Regions from separate parts of the Mus musculus genome. Here region 2 is linked to region 1. The links are chromatin loops, found by intact Hi-C in ENCODE. Cell type or tissue: left cerebral cortex. All regions are shown on one strand. Links, peaks and the distances in the headings refer to the core of each region. The heading gives the core; the rest is flanking DNA.

Region 1 (11,865 bases), core at 3,866-11,865:
ACCAATCGACACTTGGTGTCACAAGCGATTCTTCCATGGGTCTTATTTTGTTGTCACATCCTAAAAATCAATCAACAAACCAATAGTCAACTACAATTTCTGCTCTTTCACCTTCCAGACATTTTCTAGGTTTTGAATTTTATGTTTGGAATTCTAATCCACATTGAGTTGCCTTGTTTATTGTTACGTTTGGGTTGGCCATGAAATGTCCTTCATAGATTCACATATTGGGAGCTTGAGAGTCAACAGATGAGCCTTCAGGAAGTGATTGCATTGTGGGGGCTCTGACCTAATCCTTGGAGTAATCCCTTGATGAATTTCTCAAAGGTGCCCTTGTTGGACAATGCTTAAAAGCAGGAGGTAGGGTCTGGTTGAAGGAAGTGGGCTTAAGGAGGTCTACCTTTGTGGATGTATTGTCTCTGGTTCTTGCTTTTACTTTCCACTTCCTGTCAAGAGGTAAAGCTGCTTCCCTAGCCCCAGGCTTTCTGCTATAATGTTTGTCTCACCATGGACTGAACCATTTTTGGTTTCCCTGCCTCCCAGAGTGAAGAGAAGAAAGGTTTCCAAGGAGTACTGTTTCCCAGCTTTGACTTTGAAGTATGGAAATATTTGACATCATAATGAACAAACTTTTATATTTTTTTAATTTTTTAAAAGAATTATTTATTTTATGTATATGAGTACCCTGTCGCTCTCTTCAGACACACCAGAAGAGGGCACCAGATCCCATTACAGATGGTTGTGAGCTACCATGTGGTTGCTAGGAATTGAACTCAGGACCTCTGGAAGAGCAGTCAGTACTCTCAACCACTGAGCCATCTCTCCAGCCCCATGAACAAATTTTTAAATCAAATTAAAACTATCACTTAAAACAGAAAACCAGATAGAGCAAATCTGTATCAAGTTGATGGCTGAACCATCCCACAGGAATCATTTAAAGTAGCTTGAAACACAGAATTCTGCGCTCTCTCTCCAGTAGAAAGGGTAGCTGGCCTTTGCTGCTTTTTTTTTTTTAATTTAATTTTTAATTTATTTTTTACACTCCATATTCCATTCCCCACCACCCCATCCACCCTCCGACTGCTCCACATAACACCCCTCCTCCCCACCCCACCCCGTCTCCACGTGGAGACGCCCCTGCCACCTGACTCTAAACTCCCTGGGGCTTCCGGTCTCTTGAGGGCTAGGTGCTTCATCTTTGAATGAACATAGACCCAGAAGTCCTCTACTGTATATATGTTGGAGGCCTCATATCAGGTGATGTACGCTGTCTGGTGGTCTGGTGTTTGAGAGATCTCAGGGGTCCAGATAATTGAGACTGCTGGTCCTCCTACATGATCGCCCTTCTCCTCAGCTTCTTTCAGCTTTCCCTAATTCAACAACTAGGGGTCTGCTGCTTCTGTCCATTGGTTGGGTGCAAATATATGTATCTGACCCTTTCAGCTACTTGTTGGGTCTTTCAGAGGGCAGTCATGATAGGTCCCTTTTTGTGAGTGTTCCATAGCCTCAGTAATAGTGTCAGGCCTTGTCCCACTTTGGGCCTGTCGCTGGACCTTCTTTTCCTCAGGCTCCTCTCCAGTTCCATCCTTGTAATTCTTTCAGACAGGAACAATTATGGGTCAGAGATGTGACTGTGGGATGGCAACCCCATCCCTCACTTGATGTCCTGTCTTCCTGCTGGAGGTGGGCTCTATAAATTCTCTCTCCCTACTGTTTCATCTAAGGTCCCTCCCTTTGAGTCCTGGGAGTCTCTCACCTCCCAGGTCTCTGGTGCATTCTGGGGAGGGGGGTCCCCCAACCTCCTATTTCCTGAGGTTGCTTGTTTACAATCTTTCTGCTGGCCCTCAGGGCTTTCTTCAGTCCTTTTCCCTCTCCCCATACTAGATCAGGTTTCCCTCTCCCCTCACCCTCACCCACTCTATGGGGAGGGAGGGAGTGGCCTTTGCTACTTTATGGGCTCTTTTTTCTACCCTTTATCCCTTCCTCCCCCCATTTCATCCTCTATCATTGGATAGGAGAGAAAGGAGAGAAGTGAGAAGGGGGAGAGGGAGGGAGGGAGAGAGAGAGAGAGAGAGAGAGAGAGAGATCCTTGACTGGAATTTCTTTCTTCTTGTTTTTTCTTTGCTTGTAGCTGTTCTTTACCACTTGGTAGGTTCTTCTTTTTCACCCTTTATCGCCCTGGCTTCACCCCCTATCATTAGATAGGAAAGAAGGATAGAGGAGAGAAAGAGAGAAATCCCTCATCTGATTTCTTTCCTTTGGTTTCCTCTTTGAGCATGACTACTAGCAAACTGAAACCAACCACCTGAACAACCAATCTCCAATCACCAATCCTGCCTTTCAGAGCTCTAGCATTTATGTCCCCTCTGAAAATTTTCCAGGATTCCAAATGTCACCCAATCACAGAAACTAGCTGCAACTGGCAAAACCGTGCCTCCACTAGAGTAAACCATAGTCAGCTGCTGCAAAGCAGCCCCATATCCCACACCTGAGATTAAAATGAAAAATATAATATGTCTGTGGGGTTTTTTTTTTGGTTTTTTTTTTTTTTTTTTTTTTTTTTTGGTTTTTCGAGACAGGGTTTCTCTGTATAGTCTTGGCTGTCCTGGAACTCACTTTGTAGACCAGGCTGGCCTCGAACTCAGAAATCCGCCTGTCTCTGCCTCCCAAGTGCTGGGATTAAAGGTGTGCGCCACCACCGCCCGGCTATGTCTGTGTTTTTTAAAAGAACCCAAAATTCCAGAATTTTTACTACAGGAAAGGGACTAAAAGGTAAAGAGTAACAAAAGAGAAATTACTATAAGTAATTGGAAATTTCTTAAATAATGGGCCAAAATAAAACCTTTTTTCTTTCTTAAAAATTTTATTTTTATGTATATGAGTGAAATGTCTTCCTGCACATCAGAGGAGGGCATCGATTGGATCCCATTACAGATGGTTGTGAGCCACCATGTGGTTACTGGGAATTGAGTTCAAGACCTCTGGAACCACTGAGCCATTTCTCCAACCCTTTTTCTGTTTTTCCTTGTAGCCTTGGCTGTCCCTAGAACTCGCTCTGTAGACCAGGCTGGCCTCAAACTCATATAGAGAGCCTGCCTCTGCCTCCCAAGTGCTGGGATTAAAAGTATGGGCCACTACCACCTGACTCAACCTTTTTTCTTTTAATAGTTTCCCTGAGGTATTTGTCATCCAAAGAAGAAGTTAACAGAGCTCCCGCTTCAGGCCGTTCCTCTAGCCCTTTGTATAAAGCCCTTCAAAACATAAATCCTGTCTTGTGGGTATTTAAACTTCTCCCTGTTCTCTTCATCAATATACACCTGAAGCCCGGGCCTTCCTCTTGTTTACGTCTCGTTTATGCAGTACAGGATCTCTGTTCCCACTGCAACCCTTGTCTCCCTTTTCTGTGATTTCTGCTGGAATAACCTGTCATGGCAGAATTGGACTCCCTTTTGTTGGGAATCTAAAAGGAACAAACCACCAAGAACAAATATTCAGAGGAAATTTTATTTGCAGCAAATAAGGAAATGGGAAGCACTTCCTAAGTCACCGGTCCCCAAGCTATGCAAGCTGTCATTTATTAGGACAGGGGAGACTTTCGGGAGTGTAGAGGGAAAAAAATTAGTAGAGTCATCGTATCTAAACACAGAAGGAAGTAGTTGTATCTTAGAAGTACTTAGACCTTGAAGAAATCATTGTAGAAACAAACAGTGATTGTTTTCTGTGATTTATACGTCCCCCCCCCCCCCCCCGAGGGAGCTTTACAGCCTTTGCATGGCTTTAGTTACAAGCTGGTCCTGGCAAACATGGAATGTCTTGTGTTAGTGAGTACTGCAAAGAGTGCACAGTAAGAACTGAGATTCCAAGCGTGAGGAATTCCTTCAAGGAACTCAGAGATCGGATCTTGGTTTTGGTATGAGGAACTTGTTTTACTCTAAAAATAACTTTTGATAATCAATAAATACCCTTCTGCATGGCTGTTGGAGGTTCAGTCCGTCAGAGGCTGGACCTCTCGGATGCCTGCAAGGCTGTGGTTCATCCTGCAGTCACCCTTTTTCTTTGATCATCCTTGTGACCGAGATACCAACACAAGGGGCAGAGCCATCAGCGCAGAGGTGCTGCAGAAATGAGGCTTGGGCTCCTCCCTGCCTGGAGATTTGGATATGGATGAATGGAAGAATTGCACAGGCAGTAAGATAGCTCGGTAAGTAGACACTTAGCAAGAAAGCCTGTAGACTTGTGTTTCTCTCCAGAACCCACATGAGGATGGAATGAAGAAGTGGCTCCACAAAGCTGTCTTGTGGCCTCACACATATTATGGACACACCCACAATAATAATATTTACTACTACTACCACTACCACCACCACCACTACTACTACTACTACTACTAATAATAATAATAATAATTATTATTATTATTATTATTATTATTATTATGAAATTTATTTGTAGTGTTCATACTCATTTTATTAGAGTGTTATCTAAGACATGTTGGGAGCAACCTTGTTTGAACATTAACTTCCTTGTCAGCCATAAGTGCTTACTGGCACAAAGTCTTGGCCTCTGTGGGAAAGTACTAGCATAGTTAAGAACAAATAGGTATAGATCTTGTGGACAGGTACCTAGCAACCCATTCTGTTCTATTCTTCCTGTTGAACTTTTTACCCAGCCAATATCCTGCTCTTGGGAATAGGTGCATTCTCCCAGAAACAAAGTGGCCCCCCTTCAGCCCCCTTACCCAATATCCTGCTTCTATGAGTATAACCTGTGTGGGAACAATAAACATTTGTCAGCTTGATCAGACCTCCTGGCTTGCTGTCCATTCTTCGTGTCTCTTGTGACCCCATTCTCTTCTAGGTGCCCCCCAGTCTCTGCTGACTGTCCCACAGGTCGGGACAAAGACAAATATTTATTTACAACTTGAAGACCCCAAACAAAGACAAGGCACAGTAGTAAATACTTATAGTCCTAGCATTTGGAAACTAAAGGCAGGAGGATTGCTATGCATTTGAAGCTAGCTGGGTTATGAAGTAAGTTGTTCCAGGCTAGCCTGAGCTACATAGCAAGACCCTGTTTCCAAACAAGTAAATAAGCATTTGCCATGTTTTTATAAATCTGCAAGTCCCTTTCATTTCTGTCTTGTGATGTGAAGAAACAACGTTAACTAATTGTTCATATTCTGGATTTGTCAGCCCCTGCTCACCTTTCCTTTTATGAGTTTCATGTTATTATGTTTTGCCTGCGTGTATGTCCATGTGACCATACATGTGTGTGGTCTGGAACCCTAGGAGGCCAGAAGAGGTCATCAGATTATTAACTCTAGCGAGAGATCCAGCAAAAGTCCCAGTCTCTTTGAATCTGAGAGATAGCTTAATACATTGCCAGAAAACAAAAATTTCCCTACCACAGACTTGTTACTGACTTGAAATTCAAAGCAAGAAAAATATTTTCTTTTTTTCTTCTTTTTTTTTATTAACCTTTACAAATTCTATTCTCAGGGTTTTTCAGCTTAATTTTCTGCAAAGAATGAATTAGGCATAAGAAAACGCTGAAAAAGAGCTGCGGTGTCCAGGAGCCTTGGGACTTAAAAATATTAGAGATATAGACTTTATTAGATCCATAAACAAAAGAATTTTAAGAGGCAGTCATGATAGAAAATAACAGCTACAGTAACTTCTGCAAGTCACCCTCTCCTGAAGTTGCTTCAATTCAGTGTGCCTCGTTCTTGGAAGCCTCATCAAAATTCTCCACCAGATCTGGAACTTCCTCCTCCTCCTCCTCTTCCTCCTCCAGGAGCAAGTGGTGCTTTTCCATCCACAGATTGTTTGGGCAGAACTTCAGCCGGTCTCCTTAAACTAGTCAGACCGTCTGCACCCAGCTGGTTTAGGATGCTGGCAAGCATTTCTGTCAGCCGCTCTGTCTCAGCGTGGCCTGTAATGGTAAAAGTGCCAGAAATGCCTCAACTTTAGGGTTGTTAAAATGATTCACTGTTCCATGGTTTGTAAACATGTTCACCTCTTCATACCAGAGATATTGTTTACCCCTAACTTCTTTAAGGAGAACTGCAGGGTTTTTTTTTTTTATCATCTGCCATGCTGTTCTGTGAAATATCTCCTTCTTTCTTCAAAAAGCTTCTTTTCCACCAATGGGCATTTGTGCCTGCAGTTTGAATTTTTGCTGGTTCACAGTATTTCTTTCATCTTTTTGGAGTGGAAATGGGGCCTGCATGGGGTACCTCAGTTTGTACTGAGGGGGTCTCTGGCAGACCAGCTGAGATAAGGTACACAATTTGGGGACACAAGAGGCTAGAGGGAGGCTGGAAGTAATGTCAGAAAAATATTTTCTTAAGTGACGTTTCCTAGCAGTATTGTATGCACATAGAACAATTGTTACTTATTCATAATCTGCACAAATAACTTCGTTATATCATTCTCTGATGTATGCTGATATGTCTATGTTGTCTTCCATCTATATCTGATATCTATGTATTAATCTATCTAAAGGTGTTTTTTAAACCAGTCTGGCTTTGAAGACTTCACTCTCCTGCCTCAGCCTTTGGAAGGCTGGGGTTATAGGAATGTGACCTGTTTTAAAGTTAGTATGTCTCTCTGGTGAAACTTACTCCACACACTTAGATTAATAAAGGAGAGAGCTCTTTAATAATACCATAAATCTGGCTCTGGATACTGCTCAAAGAGGAGCTAGTTGTGAACAGATTTTTTACTAACTTACACTCATTTTCGGCTTATACATGCCACATAAGCTATTATTCTGAAATCTCTTTCAGGTTCCAGATGCAGGTTACTCTTGGAACAATTTTAATACAGACAGGAGACTGAAAGTCTAGTCACTCAGGCAGATACAAGAGGTACACAGCGAAGATAGTCAGAATTATTTCTAAGCATATACACCAGTGTTGTTCTTTTCAAATAGTTGTTATTCAGGGTCCTCTTGCCTACCTACCAGCAGAGTTAGGCTTTTCCTCACAAGGGCACAGGGGATTTAATGGCAAACTAGGACTTAATGATAGGTGTGACTTGGGGCTCAGCCATTGAGCTGCCCCTTAGAGGCTTTTTTTTTTTTTTTTTTTTTAATAAGGTGGATAGGCTTAATGGCTGGTTGTAAGTTAGGGTTGTCTCCTTTTGTTGTGGAAATGGAGTCTAATTGGAGGTCAATCTTAGTGCACTAACGTTAACAGAAACTTTCTCAGCAACCCAAAACTTCAATGTTGGCACAAAAATGTCTTTCCTAGAGTTTGTAATAAGCCTGGTAATTCTCTTCCAATCATATCGCAGGCTCGCTTCCTAGTGACTCCTTTGTAGCATCAATATTACTCGTTTCTCTTGCATCAACCCCGCACCTGCTTCTGATATTTTCAATTCAATAAGAAGCAAGGGAACTTGGGAACAAACACATAGGTGGTTTTGGCTTGGTTTATCAGGTGTGAATGATCCAATTAATTAAGTATAGCCCAAATGGGGCCAAGCCAGGCAACCTGGGCTCTATCTTTTGAAGGAGAGAACCAACTTTTACTCAGCTACTAGGACCAAGCCTCCAACCATCACCTGCCAGACAAACGCCCTATCACTGAACTACTTTCAAAGCCCAACAAGTAAATCCCATAAATTATTACTTGATACAGTGTCTTGCTGTAAAGATTGGCCTTTCTCCTGACAGAAGAGAATACATATTGGGGGAATTCTCTCGCTATGTATGCCCTTGGAAATTAAACTCAGGTCCTCATATTTGGCGACCAGGGCCGTAATCTGCTGAACCACCTCCGGGTCCCTATTCTCTATCTATAAACGCTACTCACTAAAATGAAATATCCCTATAGGCTATATGTAATTGATTCGACCGCAGACGCCATATAAGCCAGCCAAAACCATACGAAAGGATTCCTGGGCAGCCATTCCGCACAGGCGGGTCTCGCTAACACTGGGGGTCCCTTTCCCAGAATCCTCATGGTCTCCTTCCGACAATCCAAACAACAGGTCTCCTCAGGCAGCGGGCGTCACCGGAGTTTGGGAGGTGAGGTGCTAGGACCGCCCCTCGCAGTCTCCCCAGGGGAGCCCTTCCGCTCTTCCCTGAGGCAGCGTTCTTCCTCAGAGTCCGTCGACCCGCCCATCCACTTCCCGTGAACTCCCCAGGGAGCCGGGGAGCGCGCCTTTGCGTGATTGGCCGTTCTGTGTGTCAATCCAGAGCTCGGCGCCCACAATTGGCTGGCTTGCCTCACGGTCGAGTCACGCCGCTGGAGCGGATTAGGGCGGAGCGGCAGGCGCGCGGTGCTGTCCCGCTGTGGGTCGCCGGCGGTTTTTCGCGTTGGTTTTGCACTGCGTCTGTGATGGCGGCGGCGGCTGAGGAGGGCATGAGTGCGGCCGCTCTAGTTATGTCAGTTCCCGACAGCATTGGCCGTTCTCCCGAGTCCGAAGGAGTTGGAGCAGGGGACGAAGAGAAGGACGCAGCCACCAAAGGAACGGTGGCCGTTGGGGACAGCGAGGAGGATGGGGAGGACGTTTTCGAGGTGGAGAGGATCCTGGACATGAAGTGCGAGGGAGTATGTGGGGGCTGAGCGGCCGGACAGGGAGTCTCCGGGGCGGGGACGGCGGGTTGGGAGAATCCGAGTGGGACGCCGAACAGCCTGGAACAGCTTGGGAGGACGGTGGCGGTCCGTAGGCGCAGACTGACATCCTGGAGAGGACCCTGGCCGCAGTCGGTGGAGGATGGATGCTTAGGGAAGTTCTAAGTGTTGTTTTGGCAGAAGAGACGAAGCGGTGACATGGAATGTTGAGAATCGTAGGATGCAAGGCAGCTGGTGGGAGACTTCTGTGGCCTTCAGCATTCGGGTATACGGTTAGGGCCATGGCTTTCCGTTAGGAAAGACTGGAGGATTCTCTACACCGTTGTCCCAATGTTTTCTAAAAGTAGAAAATGCTCCTTGGCTTAAATTCAGGAAATCCCATTCACACCGAGTGCCCGGGACAGTAAAGGTTTCCCAACCCAAAGTGTCCCTTTTCTGCGCGTTTTATGAGTGTAACTCAAGAGATTTAGAGTAAGCTTGAAAGGACAATCTTCGCACATCGTGCTTGAACACTTAACATCCTCCTTGCTGCGAATGTCGTCCCCGGGAGAAATTCTTAGTCTGTATTTCCAAGGCTTGGGATCCATCTGTTTGTGATACCTTTTCTCCCCTCTCTTCCCTTACCCGAGCTCTGCAGAAAAAGGTGCTTTCTCAGTTCTGTCCTTACTCTCTTACCTCTATTTAAGTCATTGTCTTTTATCTCTGTATTTGTCTTTTCTGCTCTAGATTGTGGGCTCCTTTAATCAGGGGATGTGGTTTATAATAATGCTTGAATCACGGACACTTAGTCCAGTAACAGCAAAGGCTGATTTTGTTGTTGCCGTTATCTGATACCGTGTACTGGACCCAGGGTTTCATGAATGCAAGGCAAGAGCTTTACCACAGAGATCTATCTCACGGCTGTGGGATTATTGAATGAGTAAACGAAATGGGAATTTGGAGAAAGGAGAAGATAAGGGCTGTAGATAGGAATCGTGCCTATACGATGGTTTTGTTTCTGTTGTATTTTCTGTCATTTGTTATCTGCCATATGCCAACTTTCATCTTAATTTTTAATCCATTGACAAACTTTTTTTTTTAATGGACTGCTGTTTACCCTGTGCCATGTTGGCTTGATGGTAGACATTTCTTTAAAGTGGTGCTTTTCTCTGAGAACTCCTGTTTTGTTTTGTTTTGTTTTTGAGACAAGATTTCTCTGTTTAGACCAGGCTGGCCTTAAAACTCAAAAATGTGCCTGCATCTGCCTCCTGGATGCTGGGATTAAAGACCACCACTGCCTGGCCTGATGGTAGAGATTTTTTTTTTCTTTTTAAAGACGAAATTCTAGCCTATATTGTTATTTTTATGTATATGGTTGTTCAGCCTTATGTCTGTCTGTGCCACATTTGTGAGCCGAGAAGAGAGCATTTGTTCTCCTGGAACTGAAATTGCAAATAGTTGTGAGCTGCCACATGGGTACTGGGAATGGATCCTAAATTACTCTTAGCCACAGAGACAATGGCTCCAGGCTCCCTCTGCATCTGCATACCCCACTTGGTCACTCCCTGCTTTTTGAGGTAGGGTCTCAGAAGTCCAGGCTGACTTAGAGCCTGAGACCTTCCTGCAGTTACTGACACTGGAAAATTTTCAAGGGAGAGTTAAATAATTGAAATTCACTGTCATTATTATGGAGCTAGAGAGGTAGGGCCAGAATTCAAATCCCCAGAGTCCATGTAAAGTTGGCTGCCAGTCTGTGAACCTGGTGTTCCTGTTGGGGGGTGAGACAGGAGAATTACCTGCTATATTATCTTACTGTGCTGTGTTAAACAACCACAGACCCTGTCTCAAGGTGAAAGACAAGTTCAAGACTGAGTTTATCCTCTAAGGTCTACCAGCAGCAGTGGCACACCTATATCCACACAAGCCTGCACTTGTGAATGGCTAGCAGTGGATTCTGAGAATCTTAGGGTCTTCTCTAAGAGCAGTAAGCAGCTTTTCTCCCTCCAAGCCCTCCTGTATACCCCTCCTTGCTGTCTTTCAAATTCATGACCTCCATATCTTAAAGAAAAATAATAAATAAATTTTTAAAAAAGTCAAGCTTGGTGGAGTGGCATACTCCTTTAATACCAGCACACTCTCCTGTGAATAGGTCTCTCCTGTGAGTTTCAGCTGAGCTTTTTTTTTTTTTTTTTTTTTTTTTTAATTAATTTATTTATTTAATGTAAGTACACTGTAGCTGTCTTCAGATACACCGGAAGAGGGCATCAGGATCTCGGGTGGTTGTGAGCCACCATGTGGTTGCTGGGATTTGAACTTCGGACCTTCGGAAGAGCAGTCGGGTGCTCTTACCCACTGAGCCATCTCACCAGCCCCTCAGCTGAGCTTTTTGACTAATTATTCTATCTACAGTTTTCAGATTAAACTAGAATAAGTAATAGTATCTACTCCATAGGCTATTGTAAAGATTAACTAAGCTATTGAAAGTAGATATTCAGATAACATATGGCATTTTGTAAAGCATTTCATGAACCATTCATGAAGCATTGTTTGAACCGTGTGCCTACTTTATATATGCATGTGTATTTTTTTCCTTTAGATTTTTATTTTATGTACATGTATGTGCACCACATGTGTGCCTTAGACTTAGGTCAGGTCCCCTAGGACTGGAAGTGCAGGTATTGTGAGCCTCCATGTAAGTACTGGGAATCAAACCCAGGTCCAGGTCCTCTTCAAGAGCAGTAAGTACATGTATTTAGGGTTGGTGGTGGTGGTGGTGGTGGTGGTTGTTTTGAGACAGTTCTCACAGTGTAGCTCAGGATTGCCTATAAAGCATAGGCTTGCCTCAGATTCCACAGCTGTCTTCTCTGCTTTTTCTCAAAGGACTGTAGCTGTGTAACACCATACCCAGCAGCACACTTGATTTTATTTTTAAAGATTTATTTGTATGTGTTTGTGGCTTTAGAGACCAGAAGAGGTGGATCTCCTCTGATGCTGCACCTGGTAGTGAGCTGCCTCATGGTGCTGGCATTCAAAAGGGCTCTTAACTGTTAAGCTATGTATGTCTCCTGTCCCCAGCTGCCATTTTGTCAGTCCTGTCTTTCAGTGTGTTATCTGGGGCTCTTACCTCTCAGTTATCAGGTTTATGCCTGAAGCCCCTTTCCCTGTTAAGCATTGTGCTGCTCTCCAGCCCCCTTTAAATTCCACCTCTGCTTGAGAATAACATTGTCAGAGAAGTACAAGTGTACCTCTGCTTTACTTTTTTAAAAAAAATCTAAACAAGCTAGCTAGGTGTTGCTCACTTTTAA
Region 2 (11,865 bases), core at 2,519-10,518, 290 kb before region 1:
CAAGCAAAAACATTAGATCCTAGAGCAGGCTCAAAAATGAGCAAAACAGAGATATTGCCCCTAGCTTAAACATACTTAGGAAGAAAAGGCGTGCATAAGATGTTTTCTATGATAGTTTGTGCTGGGTATGGTGGCACATGCATGTGTCAAAGCACTTGGGAGGCTGAGGCAGAAGGATTGCTAGTCCAAGGCCAGTATCAATGTCACAAAATAAAAAGTCAAAATAGGGCTGGGAATATAGCTTAGAGGTACAACATTTTCCTAGATCCAGGTGCAATCTCTACCACACCAACCAGGATAAGAATTGGGTTTTGGAAACAGATGTTTAAACTAATGTAAACATTTTGTAGTGTATATATATTGGATATGACATGGTACCCCATCGATAAAAACAAAAGTAATCTTTGTCAAAAAAATATATATGTATGTATATGTGTGTGTGTGTGAGTTGGGAAAATAAGGTATAATTCACTTTTCCAGGGCCTTTTTGGGCAGTGTTAATACCTAACAACCTGCAAAAACACAGGGAGCAACTGTTTGTTTCTATGTGTGTTTTTCTTGGCTTTTTCAGGGTCTCTCCAGTATCAGAGCTGCAGAGCTCCTGGCTCGGGATGGGCCCAACGCCCTCACCCCTCCCAAGCAAACTCCAGAGATCATCAAGTTCCTCAAACAGATGGTGGGGGGCTTTTCCATCCTTCTGTGGATAGGTGCAGCCTTGTGCTGGATCGCATATGTGATCCAGTATGTCAGCAGTACTGCATCCCTGGACAATGTAAGCAACCATCCTGGGTTTCCCTCGGTTACGGGGAGAAGTAGTCATTGGGTGTGGCCATCAGTGGGCACAGTGCTAAAACTAGGAGTCTACCACCCACCAGGCAGTGGTGAATACGGGGCAATTCTCCCAGCCACGAGTGGTATCTCATTTTCAGACAATATAGGCGTGAATTTTAGAATACAGACAGAACATTTAGTTCGTAATGAGGAAGAAAATCACCATGAAGTGTTTTTGGAATGCTCTTTCCTCAAAGCTAATCTCTCCTTTTTCCCATGGAGGGCAGCTATACCTGCTCATGACCCAGTGCCAAGCCCAAAGAATTGAACACACTAAGAGAAAGAGACCAGCTGACAAAAGCTAGGAGTCGTATGTGGTCATTGATGTTAAATACCAGATAGGCACAGCTTTGGAGGACGTATCCATGGTCTTCAGGCTGGCACAGGGCAGAGAATGTTTGATTGCCAACAAACATGAACAACAAGAAATGTTCTAGATTTCAGACTGGGGGTGGGGTGGTGAATAAGTGTATATATAAAAAAGATATCTGAACATTAGCACAAATTTCATTTCCTTCATGTCACCCATTGTCATAGCCTGAAGGTAATTCTTGGCAGTACCCTTAGCCTCTCTGTATTTGTGACTTGTCACATGGAATCAGGTAGGAATGTTCCACTGTGGTGTCACACTGATAGTCAGGCTAAACTGTTTCAGATTTGGGGTTATCTGTTTCCTTGACTGCTGCCTCTTTTCCCCACCCAGGTCTATTTGGGCGCCATACTTGTCCTGGTCGTTATTTTAACGGGGATTTTTGCTTATTACCAAGAAGCCAAAAGTACCAACATTATGGCAAGCTTTAGTAAGATGATCCCCCAGGTGAGTGGGAGCCAAGCAACTCTGGTCTCTTTCTTAATTCTGGGTAAGATGGCAGCTGTGACCTCACTCTTTGCTGTCTGGGGTACCGTGGTCAGATTAGCTCACATCTCTGAGTCCTAGTTCATCACAGAGTTGAGGTGGTCATGACAGGGTTGAAGTGAGATCAAGGAAAATGCTCAACCAAGGGAAAAGCAAGACAGAACATTGGTCATTGTGCAACATGTTCTGAACCATTTTGGACAGCCTCTCAGATGGTTCTAGAATATTCCCCACCAACAGCCAAGGAGATCCATCTGGTCTACATCTTTCTCCCAGGAATCCTTGTGTCTGTAGCTAGGAACCCTCTCTGGCCCTGAATCAAAGAGCCTCCTGCAGCACTAAGAAAGAAGCAGGGTGCTCCTTCATTAACATCCCCCCATCTCAGCAGGGGTCTAGCTCTCTGACTGGTTTTCACCTGCCTGGCCATCTGGGAGGGGAGTTACTTCATCATCTGCCTTGGTCTATCTGCCAAACAATGGTAGATTTTTCTGGTTCCAAGAACAGACCTCAAGAAAAAATAGTTCTCAGGGTCCCGAGAACTACTGTGAGGCAGTCATTAGTTTTTCCCTCACCACCCTGACAGCCATGGGTCCACAGCCCATACTCCGGGGTCTCATAGGTGCAGACAGTGGGAAGGTCACAGCGTTCCCCAGAGGCTTAGGTGGCTGTCATGGCTTTTTTCCACAGCAAGCTCTTGTCATCCGAGATGCAGAAAAGAAGATCATTCCAGCAGAGCAGCTGGTGGTGGGGGACGTTGTGGAGATTAAAGGAGGGGACCAGATCCCTGCAGACATCAGACTGGTGTTTTCCCAAGGGTGCAAAGTGAGTGTCAAGGACATCTTCCTCCAGGAGACTGCTGGGAGACACCCGGCAACCCTCTCCCTATTTTGAAAAAAGAAAAAGTGGGAATTAAAGTATCTAATTTTGAATTACTTTCAAATTTTCTTTCAGGTAGATAACTCCTCTCTCACTGGGGAGTCTGAGCCCCAGGCTCGGTCAACTGAGTTTACCCATGAAAACCCCTTGGAAACTAAGAACATAGGCTTCTATTCTACAACGTGCCTGGAAGGTAAGGCTAGCTGGCTCTCAGGGATGCATGGCTCTCCCTCTTGGCTCTGAGGTTTTCAACCCTCCAGTCCTTTGTTCTAAAGCTTTTCCAAAAAAAAAAAAATGCAGAATTGAGGGGACCCGAGAACTAATGTTATCCATTGTGTTGTCATGTGCTGGCCTCCTGTGCAGGCCTCCAGAGAGGGCTGAGAGCAGAAATCCTGAAGTAAAATGTCTTCTTCCCTGCAGGTACGGCAACTGGCATTGTCATCAACACGGGTGACCGCACCATCATCGGGCGCATAGCCTCCTTGGCTTCAGGCGTTGGGAGTGAGAAGACACCCATAGCCATTGAGATTGAGCATTTTGTCCATATTGTGGCAGCAGTGGCTGTGTCCGTTGGCGTCATTTTCTTCATCACCGCCGTGTGCATGAAGTACTACGTCCTGGATGCCATCATCTTCCTCATTAGCATCATTGTGGCCAATGTGCCAGAGGGCCTCCTGGCTACTGTCACTGTGAGTTTATGCTGTTAGAGAGCCTCTTGGCATCTACCACAAGGTGGCTGTAGAGCCACAGCTTGCCCCATCTGCAGAGCAACACACTGTCCCCTCCAGAGACCACTATGGGCCTGTTTCATAGAGTGGTTGACAATAAGAATTGTGGGTGTTTCTAACTTCTAGATGCGTTGTCCTAGAATTTTATATTCTCAGGAGATCTAGGTTAGTTCACATAGGTTATTTCACACCCTGTTTCATCCAGATAAGAAATTTGTAGAATTTCTGAATGCAATGTATCTCCTTATTGCTTTTCTAACATCCCTTTTCTCCACCCCATCTTTTTATAAAGGAGTTCACCCCCTTCCTTACCTAACCTCAGACTTAGATCTAGCTCTCCTGTCTCCTTTTACCCAGGCCCACCTAACTCAGTCCTTGGTCAAAAGCTCCCTCCTCCCCAGTCTGCTGTGGAGGCTCTTGGGAGAGGGGAGAGGGGAGAGGGGAGAGGGGAGGGGGAGAGGGGAAAGGGTTCATACGCTAACTATTTAACTACATGAGCAGTGACCAAGGGCTGTCCAGACCAAAGACAGGAGAAGAATGTTTTTGAGTTCCTGGTCTCACTCCTGGTTTTTTTTGTTTCATTTTGTGGTTCTGAAGATTAAACCCAGCACCTCATGAATGCTAGGCTAGCATCTTACCACACCCATCTAACTGGGCTTGCATTTTAATTGCATGTGTGGCATTGCATGAGTTGTCTTTGCTGCCTGTAGACTTCCAGAGCACTCAAAGAATATAGAGATAAGGAAAGTGTCCAATATCTAATCTATTTTTTAAGATTGTGGCTAATAGGGTTTTGGGGTGGCTTTTAGCTCACTAATCCAGACTTGTAGCTGTAACACCACCTCTGGCCTAGTTCTCTCCTGAAAGCCAGTCCCAGATAACCTGAGTTAAAAATGATTGTCCCCAAAGCATCCTTCTCCCCTCCTGCTAGGTTACCCTGTCACTGACGGCAAAGCGGATGGCTAAGAAGAACTGCTTGGTAAAGAACCTGGAGGCCGTGGAGACGCTTGGCTCCACCTCCATCATCTGCTCAGATAAGACAGGGACCCTCACCCAGAACAGGATGACTGTGGCCCACTTGTGGTTTGACAACCAGATCTTTGTGGCTGATACAAGTGAAAACCAGACAAGTGAGTTTTGTGGAGCATCCAAACCCAAAGACAAGGACCCAAGCAAACGGGCTCTCTGGTCTTACCTGAAGGGTGTGACTAGGGCCTGTCAGACCCATCGCCCACATTAACCACTGTTCTTTCTCTGTGTCCAGAACAAGCCTTTGACCAAAGCTCTGGAACCTGGGCTTCCTTGTCCAAGATAATAACACTGTGTAACCGAGCAGAGTTCAGGCCAGGCCAGGAGAGTGTCCCCATCATGAAGGTAAGGCTGCTGCCACTCTAGGTCTTATGTCGCAGGCTGTACGAGGTCACTCTGTGCTCTACTTGCTTGATTTAGTCTCTTCCACTGGGCAAAGTTTGCTCTGGCAAGAGCAAATCTGACTCCGGAGATGAGCAGAAGGTCTCCTTCGCTCCATCTATCACTGAAAAGTTACAAGGATGTTTGTCAGAAATCCAAATTCCTTTTCATTCCCAGAATGTGTCTTGAACTTGATTTCCTGACTGCTGGAAGCTAGGTGGACATAATTAGAGTTCCTTGATGCCCAAATGTTATTTGCTGAACCACAAAATACAGTTGGATAGAAATAAGAGGTCTGATCTTACATAGCACATCCTCCTCTTGACTAGAATACAGGATGTCACGTGGTCTTGGAACACTGAATAAGAACCACACTCCTACTTTCTTCTCTCCCTCTCTCCCTCTCTCCCTCCCTCCCCTCTCTTCTCCTCTCCTCTCTTTCCCCCTCCCTTCCCTCTCCCTGCCCCCCACAAAGCTGATTTGTCCCTCTGTTATTTCTGTGCCCAGTCTGACTTCCAGTCTACAGGATGCCAAAATGTTCACACTGACATAGTCATTCTCCTTGTCTTTGGGCCAAAGGCTTTGGAGATTATCTTTGATTTTCTTCTACCTAGTGAGCCACCAAGTCCTCCCATTGTAGGTTTGAAATATACACAATTTCACACTTCTATTATGATCAGTTCTTGCATCTAAGTTGCCAGACAGCCTCCCGCCGACCTCTCCACCTCTCGCCGGCCTCCCCTGCTTTTAGCCTTCCTTTCCATCTTTTTCATCTGCCACTAATTTTTTAAATACTGATTAGTTTTACCTACATCAAAGTTTGCATAATTTTTTTCTGTGAGTCCCTGTTTTCTGCTACGTGAGTTTTGATGGCAGACTGCTTACTGTCTTACCACACACCCCTGGCAGTGCATTCTAGAAGACTTTCCCCCCCACCCCCCCTGAATATCTGTCTCCTAGTCATATAGACCATAGCTCAGGAAGCCCCATTACACAATAGAGCTCCCGCTTGTGCAAACTTCTATCATGCCTGTAGGTGGCGCCATTGCTTCATGTTCTTACATGCAATCCTGCAATCGCCGAGAGCCACTCGGTGGTGACTTTGTCTTTTCAGCTAGGCCATAAGCTTAGTCAATGTTGTTGGTGTGTTAAAGGCAAGTTGGTTTGTTGAAAACAGTCACAAAAGAACTAGGGGGCTGATGTGCTGTTAATGTTTATCTCTTGATTCCCAGAGAGTTGTGGTTGGAGATGCCTCAGAAACTGCTCTGCTAAAGTTCTCAGAGGTTATTTTGGGTGATGTGATGGACATTAGGAAAAGAAACCACAAAGTAGCTGAGATTCCTTTTAATTCTACCAACAAATTTCAGGTGAGTTTCCCCTCACAACTGACAATCTTTGTTTGTCACTAGAACAACACAACTTCTGTACTCATCCATTTGTGAATCTATACTCTAGACCAGACCTGGCTTCAAAGACCTTGGAGGGGTGGGAGATGTGGGCACGAGTATTGGCCAAACCAGGTCAGGTTTGCCAGTGGTGTCGTTGTTCTCCTCCTCTTCCTCCTCCTCCTCCTCCTCCTCTTTTCTAATCATGACTGTCCTCTTCAGTTCTGACCCATAACTTGTCTGCCCAGTTTCCTACTGCAGATGGCATTTCCTGCAGAGTGCCAGGCTACGAGTGAGGGGTGTGACTTGGGCTTTGAATAATAAATGTAGCCATGGTAGGTGATGCCAGCACACCTCACTCTAGAGCTTTTTCTTGGTGGTGCTGGGGTTTGAAGCATGGGGTCTCACGTGTGCTAAGCAAACTCTGCCACTGAGCTCTGCCCTGCCATTCAGAGAAGGAAGGACAATGGTAATCAACACAGGAGGCACAGGAGGCGCTTTGGTTAGGGTTAGGTTGGGTTGGGTTAAGTTTTGATTTAATTGGTTGACTTGATGTTTTTTCTTGGAAAAAAAAAACCTGACAAACCTATTTTCTTTCTATTATTTTTATTGGATATTTTCTTTATTTACATTTCAAATGTTGTCCTTTTTTTGGTTTCCCTCCCTCTCAGAAACACCCTATCACATCCTCCCTCCCCTGCTTCTATGAGGGTGTTCCTCCACCCATCCACTCACTCCCACCTCCCCGCCCTCAATTCCCGTACACTGGGGCACCTATGAAGCCTTCATAGGACCAAGGACCTCTCCTTCCATTGATGCCTGACAAGGCCATCCTCTGCTCCATATGAAGCTGGAGCCATGTGTACTCCTTTGTTGATGGCTTAGTCCCTGGGAGTTCTGGGGGGTCTGGTTGGTTGATATTGTTGTTCTTCCTATGGGGTTGCAAACCCCTTCAACTCCTTCAGTCCGTTCTCTAACCCCTCTATTAGGGACTAGCAACTACTGATTTGAATCAACTGTTAATCCCAAAGTGGTGACAATTTTCTGTATATCTTATTTTCTCGAAAAAATATTTCAAAAGCTTCGTGGTCTGGAGCATCTGATTCAATGGTAGAGAGTTTGCCTTGCATTTACACAGCTCTGAGTGTAATTCCTATTAAGCACTATTTAGAAGAAGGAGAAGGAGAACGGGAAATGGCTGCTTTTAACGGTGCCTTCTTCTCTATATTTCCACCATCTCCCGTTATATCCAGATATAACTAGATCCATCCTGAGTCAGGGGGCCACAGGAATACCTACTGACCTTGGCAGCTCAGCATTTACAAGTGGCTGTTCAAGGCTGAGGAGATGTCTAAGTCAGCAAAGTGCTTGCCTGGCAAATACAAGGACCCAAGTTTGATCTACAGGACCCATGTGAAAAGCTGGGTCTGGGGGTCAGAGACAGACAAATCTCTGGAATTTCCTGGCCAACCAGCCTAGCCAGTGGGTCAACTCCAAGCCAATGAGAGGTCCTCAAAAACCAAGGTGCACATGTGTGTGCAGGTGCACATGACATGTGTGTGTGTGTGTGTGTGTGTGTGTGTGTTTGTTTAACAAGCACATACAAAATATGGCTACTCACCACTAGGAGGGAGAAGTGAGACAAGGGCTCTTCTAGTCCCAACTCTTGCAACACCATTGTCCATAGCTTACTCAAACATGAGCACACCTGACCTCCTCAAAGGGCTTTAAAGGGCCAGTGTCTGAAACACAAGCTGTACCTAGTGTGGGTTCCAGCTCACCCTGCCCTTCTGGATCACCCAAATCTAGTCTTTTAATTAGTTATAACACCAAAAGACAGGCTACACTTGGGAGTGTCATGATTCTTCCTCCTCTTTTATCCTCTGAGGGCAAATAGCAAGAAAACAATGTCCCCCCTGTTTGTCCTGTTGCTAATTGGAAGAACCATGGCTAAGATGCCATTGCTAACCTGCCCAATCCATGCCCTCCCAGCTCTCCATACATGAGACCGAGGACCCGAATGACAAGCGCTTCCTCATGGTGATGAAAGGGGCCCCTGAGAGGATCTTAGAGAAGTGCAGCACCATCATGATCAACGGCCAGGAGCAGCCACTGGACAAGAGCTCTGCCGATGCCTTCCACACGGCCTACATGGAGCTGGGTGGTCTGGGAGAGCGTGTGTTGGGTAAGTGTGAGAGCCATGAAAGAAGTGCCACTAGCAGAGAAGCCATGACATCACATGGATCATATAAAGAACATGGGGGCTCCTGGAGTGTAGTTCAGTGGTGGTGTCTTTGCCTCACATGTGTGAGGTCCTGGGCTCAATCTCCAGCCCTGAAAAAAAAAAAAGAAGAAGAAAAGCATATATAAACAAGAGAGAAGCATGTAAGAGATAACGCTGAAGAGAATGGGGTTGATTCCAGACATAGCCAGAGACTTTATAGAAGCAATCACATTTTAAATTGGGTCTTCAGTTGCAGAATTTGAATGGGGTGGGTCAAGGGAAATTATTCATGTGAGAGAACTGCAGAGAGCAAGAGGAAGAAAAAAGGGATGAGACTTATGCATATGGTGGAGCAAGTGGTGCATGCAATGTCACAGGATGGTGAGCTGGAGTAGGTACAGGAAACAGAGCTGGGGCGACAGCTTGAAGCCATGATGTAGAGTAATTAAATATTTGCTGAGGAACTGGCATTTTTTCTTACAGTTTGGAGAGAATACGGAAAGCTTTGCCACAAGGATGAGCTGGTCAGAGTTACACTCAGGGTTTGTTAAGGATCATCCTGGCTTGGAGGCAGTGGGAGGAGAGACACTGGTCTCAGTAAGAGGCAGCTTTCATTTCACTGAACAAGGGAGAGGGTGGGTCTGTGATACAAGCAAGGTAGTGGAGTATGAAGAAGAGTCAAGCAAGGGGACTCTACCAGGCAAGTGTTGAGACGCTGCGACTTCTTAGAAGGGAATGGTGACTTCAGAAAGGATTGCTTATCTCATTTATCCAGCGGGGGAAAGGTAACTAGGGAACCGAGACTGGGCACGTTAGAGATGGAAGGAACTTTAGAAACACCATCTCTGAAGTGGTGCGATGGGTTAGTGTGTTCCACGGTCAGAATCATGAGTTGACCGAATGGCACCTATTCAGAGCTACAGAGTGATGAATTCACAGCCCATGGCTGATGATAAGGTTCATTAAACACCATGGAAGTGCTTACTTACCACTCGACTAGGAATCTGCGGAATGTGTGTTTCCACAGGCTATTTGAGTTTGTACAGCAGATAAGATGCATAAATGAGATGCTAATGATTTAAACACACGCTACACAACCCACAACAAAAGATTAGCCTCCATGTGACTAGAGTCACTCTAGGAACCTCCTGTTTGACCTCTCGCCTGCTTACTGAAACGTGAGAAGCAGTGAGCCACGCTGGAGATTATTTGATATAAAAACTGATGGAAGTCACATGATCGTGGAGGGCTACCAGACACAGGAATGCCTTTGACCTCAACCCCAGAGACTGCAGACGATGCTTGTACCCAGCAGCTGCTGCCTAGTACCTCCCATATGTTAAGCATGCCCCCCCAACCATGCCACACAACCATCTCCCGACTCTTTTCCTGCATTTTTTTAAAAATCCTGCTTTCACTTACCCCTTTTCCAGGTTTCTGTCACCTCTACTTGCCAGCAGATAAGTTTCCCCAAAGCTACACATTTGATGTAGACTCCATAAACTTTCCCACTTCCAATCTCTGCTTTGTGGGGCTTCTGTCCATGATTGACCCTCCTCGGTCTACCGTGCCAGATGCGGTCTCCAAATGTCGGAGTGCGGGGATCAAGGTGAGTGCTATTTTCCTCTCTCTGGGTTCTCTCCGTTTCTAAGAACAATCATCAGAGCACAGCATCAGTCTTCAGTTATGTTCACGTGCACATCATCATTTCCGTTTTAGACCTCTTCCTTTATACTGCTGAGATTTGGGTAACTGTCCTCCAAAGCAAGCAATGTATGTGGGATGAGTCAATGCCGTCCCTACAGTGAGAAGAACTTGCTGGGGCCATGAATTAGACATTATATTGCCCTAGGGCAGTAGTTCTCAACCTTTCTATGCTTTGTCCCTTTAATACAGTTTCTCGTGTCGTGAGCCCCAACCATAAAATGTTCTCGTTGCTACTCCACAACTGTAATTTTGCTACTACTATAAATTGTATTGTAAATATCAGATACGTAGGATATTTACATATCCTAAAGGGTTGAGAACCACTGCCCTAGACTAGGGTAGTTAATAAAAGGTTTTAGTACTCTATTTTCCATAATCCATTTGTCTTCATGATAAGGAAGTCAAACATGAATTTCCCCTCTGTGTTAGCATTAGGACTGTTAGAGCAGCGCACAACTGTCTCTAAAAGACATCTATAGGCCCCTTTACTTAGCTAGCAAAGCCCCTCACTACCCATGAGTTTCTGTTGTCTGTGTTCTAGGTTATCATGGTCACAGGTGATCACCCTATCACAGCCAAAGCTATTGCCAAGAGTGTAGGAATCATATCAGCCAACAATGAGACGGTGGAAGACATCGCAAAACGCCGCAACATTGCTGTGGAGCAAGTCAACAAAAGGTAGCCACAGAACCAACTGGAGCCCTTCTGGGGCAGAAGGTCGAGTTCTTACACACTGGGCCCAGTTGACTCTGAAGAACTTCACTAGTGGGAATAAACTATCCTCTGGCTAACACTCTCCCAGGGTTGAGCTATGCTGGCTTGATTTATAATTTACATTCATTCATTCACTGAAAACTTTATTGAGTATCTGGTACATGCCAAGCACATGAATACCCTTCCCTGGTATTTTAAAATTCAATGAAGTGAATTTGACTGTAGCTTAACAATAGACCATGCCCTATAGAAAGTGTAGTTCTATTGTTGAGTGAACATCCAAGAGGGTGTTTAGAGCAATTAAGATAATATCACCAGGCAAGATGCTCTTATGGGTCCTGCATGATTGATTGGAAATATTATGCAGCACAGGACAGCAGCTCTGGAAACCTCTTGCCCAGCTTAGAAAAAGTAAGATAAAGAGTAGATGAAATTACCTGCGAGTGACCCCGTTGTAGAATTAAGGATACTGAGACTCATTCTGGTTTCACTCATACCACCCCCTGACAGTGAGCTTCCTAGGCATTTATTTATGTATTCAGTTGACTTCATAACATGGAGTCATGCAAACAGACTCTCTTTTTCTACTTATCAAGTAGAATGGAAGCTTTATTCTTTTAATCATGTCTGTCTGCTATCCATCCACCTATCATTCTTTTATTCATTTGTCCATCAATTCTTTCAATCTCACCGTGGCCTTCCAGTTATATGCCAGGCTTTATATCAGACACTAGAGTAGGTACGGTCTCCACCTGTGGGGAACCTCCCATCTAGCCAAGGAGATGGAGAATACAACAGATTTAATGAGGAGATGCACAGGGGAGGAGCTGCCCAGGCTTTGAATGGCAAAGAATCAGAGACTTCAGAATGGTGGGTTGAGTAGGGACCTTCTCTTATGAATCTGGGAGAAGGGAAAGAACAATGACCAAGATTGCCCAGGCACTCATGCTTCATAGGAACACATGACTGCCAGGTGATAAATGGTTACCAGGTAGTGAGAGCCTCTGGGCACAGTTGGCAAACCTAGACTTGTTATCGCTCCTTTGTATAAATAAACAGCCCTATGAAAAAAACCATGGCTGGGGCCAGTTTATATGTTTAGAATGGTCACTAATAGAATGATACATTTCATGC

What was found. Peaks named below come from ENCODE experiments on the same cell type or tissue, not always from the same donor. Only the 100,000 strongest peaks of a DNase experiment are listed, where the experiment ranks them.
Region 2: it touches region 1 in a loop (3-fold over the local background); 6 of 42 quality-filtered maps call a loop at or near these places.

Annotation. Positions count from the first base shown.
Region 1 is chr14:56,660,008-56,671,872 of GRCm38, forward strand. It overlaps Mphosph8 (M-phase phosphoprotein 8), which reads left to right and starts at 8,241. Exons shown (of 14, transcript NM_023773.2): 1 at 8,241-8,557. The coding sequence starts at 8,345. It also overlaps the pseudogene Gm4032. In left cerebral cortex, for the core only: a CTCF peak has its summit at 8,292; DNase peaks (open chromatin) are centred at 5,826, 8,180 and 8,969; H3K4me3 peaks cover 2,477 bases; H3K27ac peaks cover 1,487 bases.
Region 2 is chr14:56,370,205-56,382,069 of GRCm38, forward strand. It overlaps Atp12a (ATPase, H+/K+ transporting, nongastric, alpha polypeptide), which reads left to right. Exons shown (of 23, transcript NM_138652.2): 4 at 572-772; 5 at 1,535-1,648; 6 at 2,375-2,509; 7 at 2,639-2,756; 8 at 2,984-3,252; 9 at 4,223-4,421; 10 at 4,556-4,665; 11 at 5,934-6,068; 12 at 8,079-8,271; 13 at 9,744-9,919; 14 at 10,559-10,695. Among named protein-coding and RNA genes, the nearest start is that of Atp12a, 11 kb to the left of the region's middle. In left cerebral cortex, for the core only: CTCF peaks have their summits at 3,329 (motif pointing right) and 5,733 (motif pointing right); a DNase peak (open chromatin) is centred at 5,744.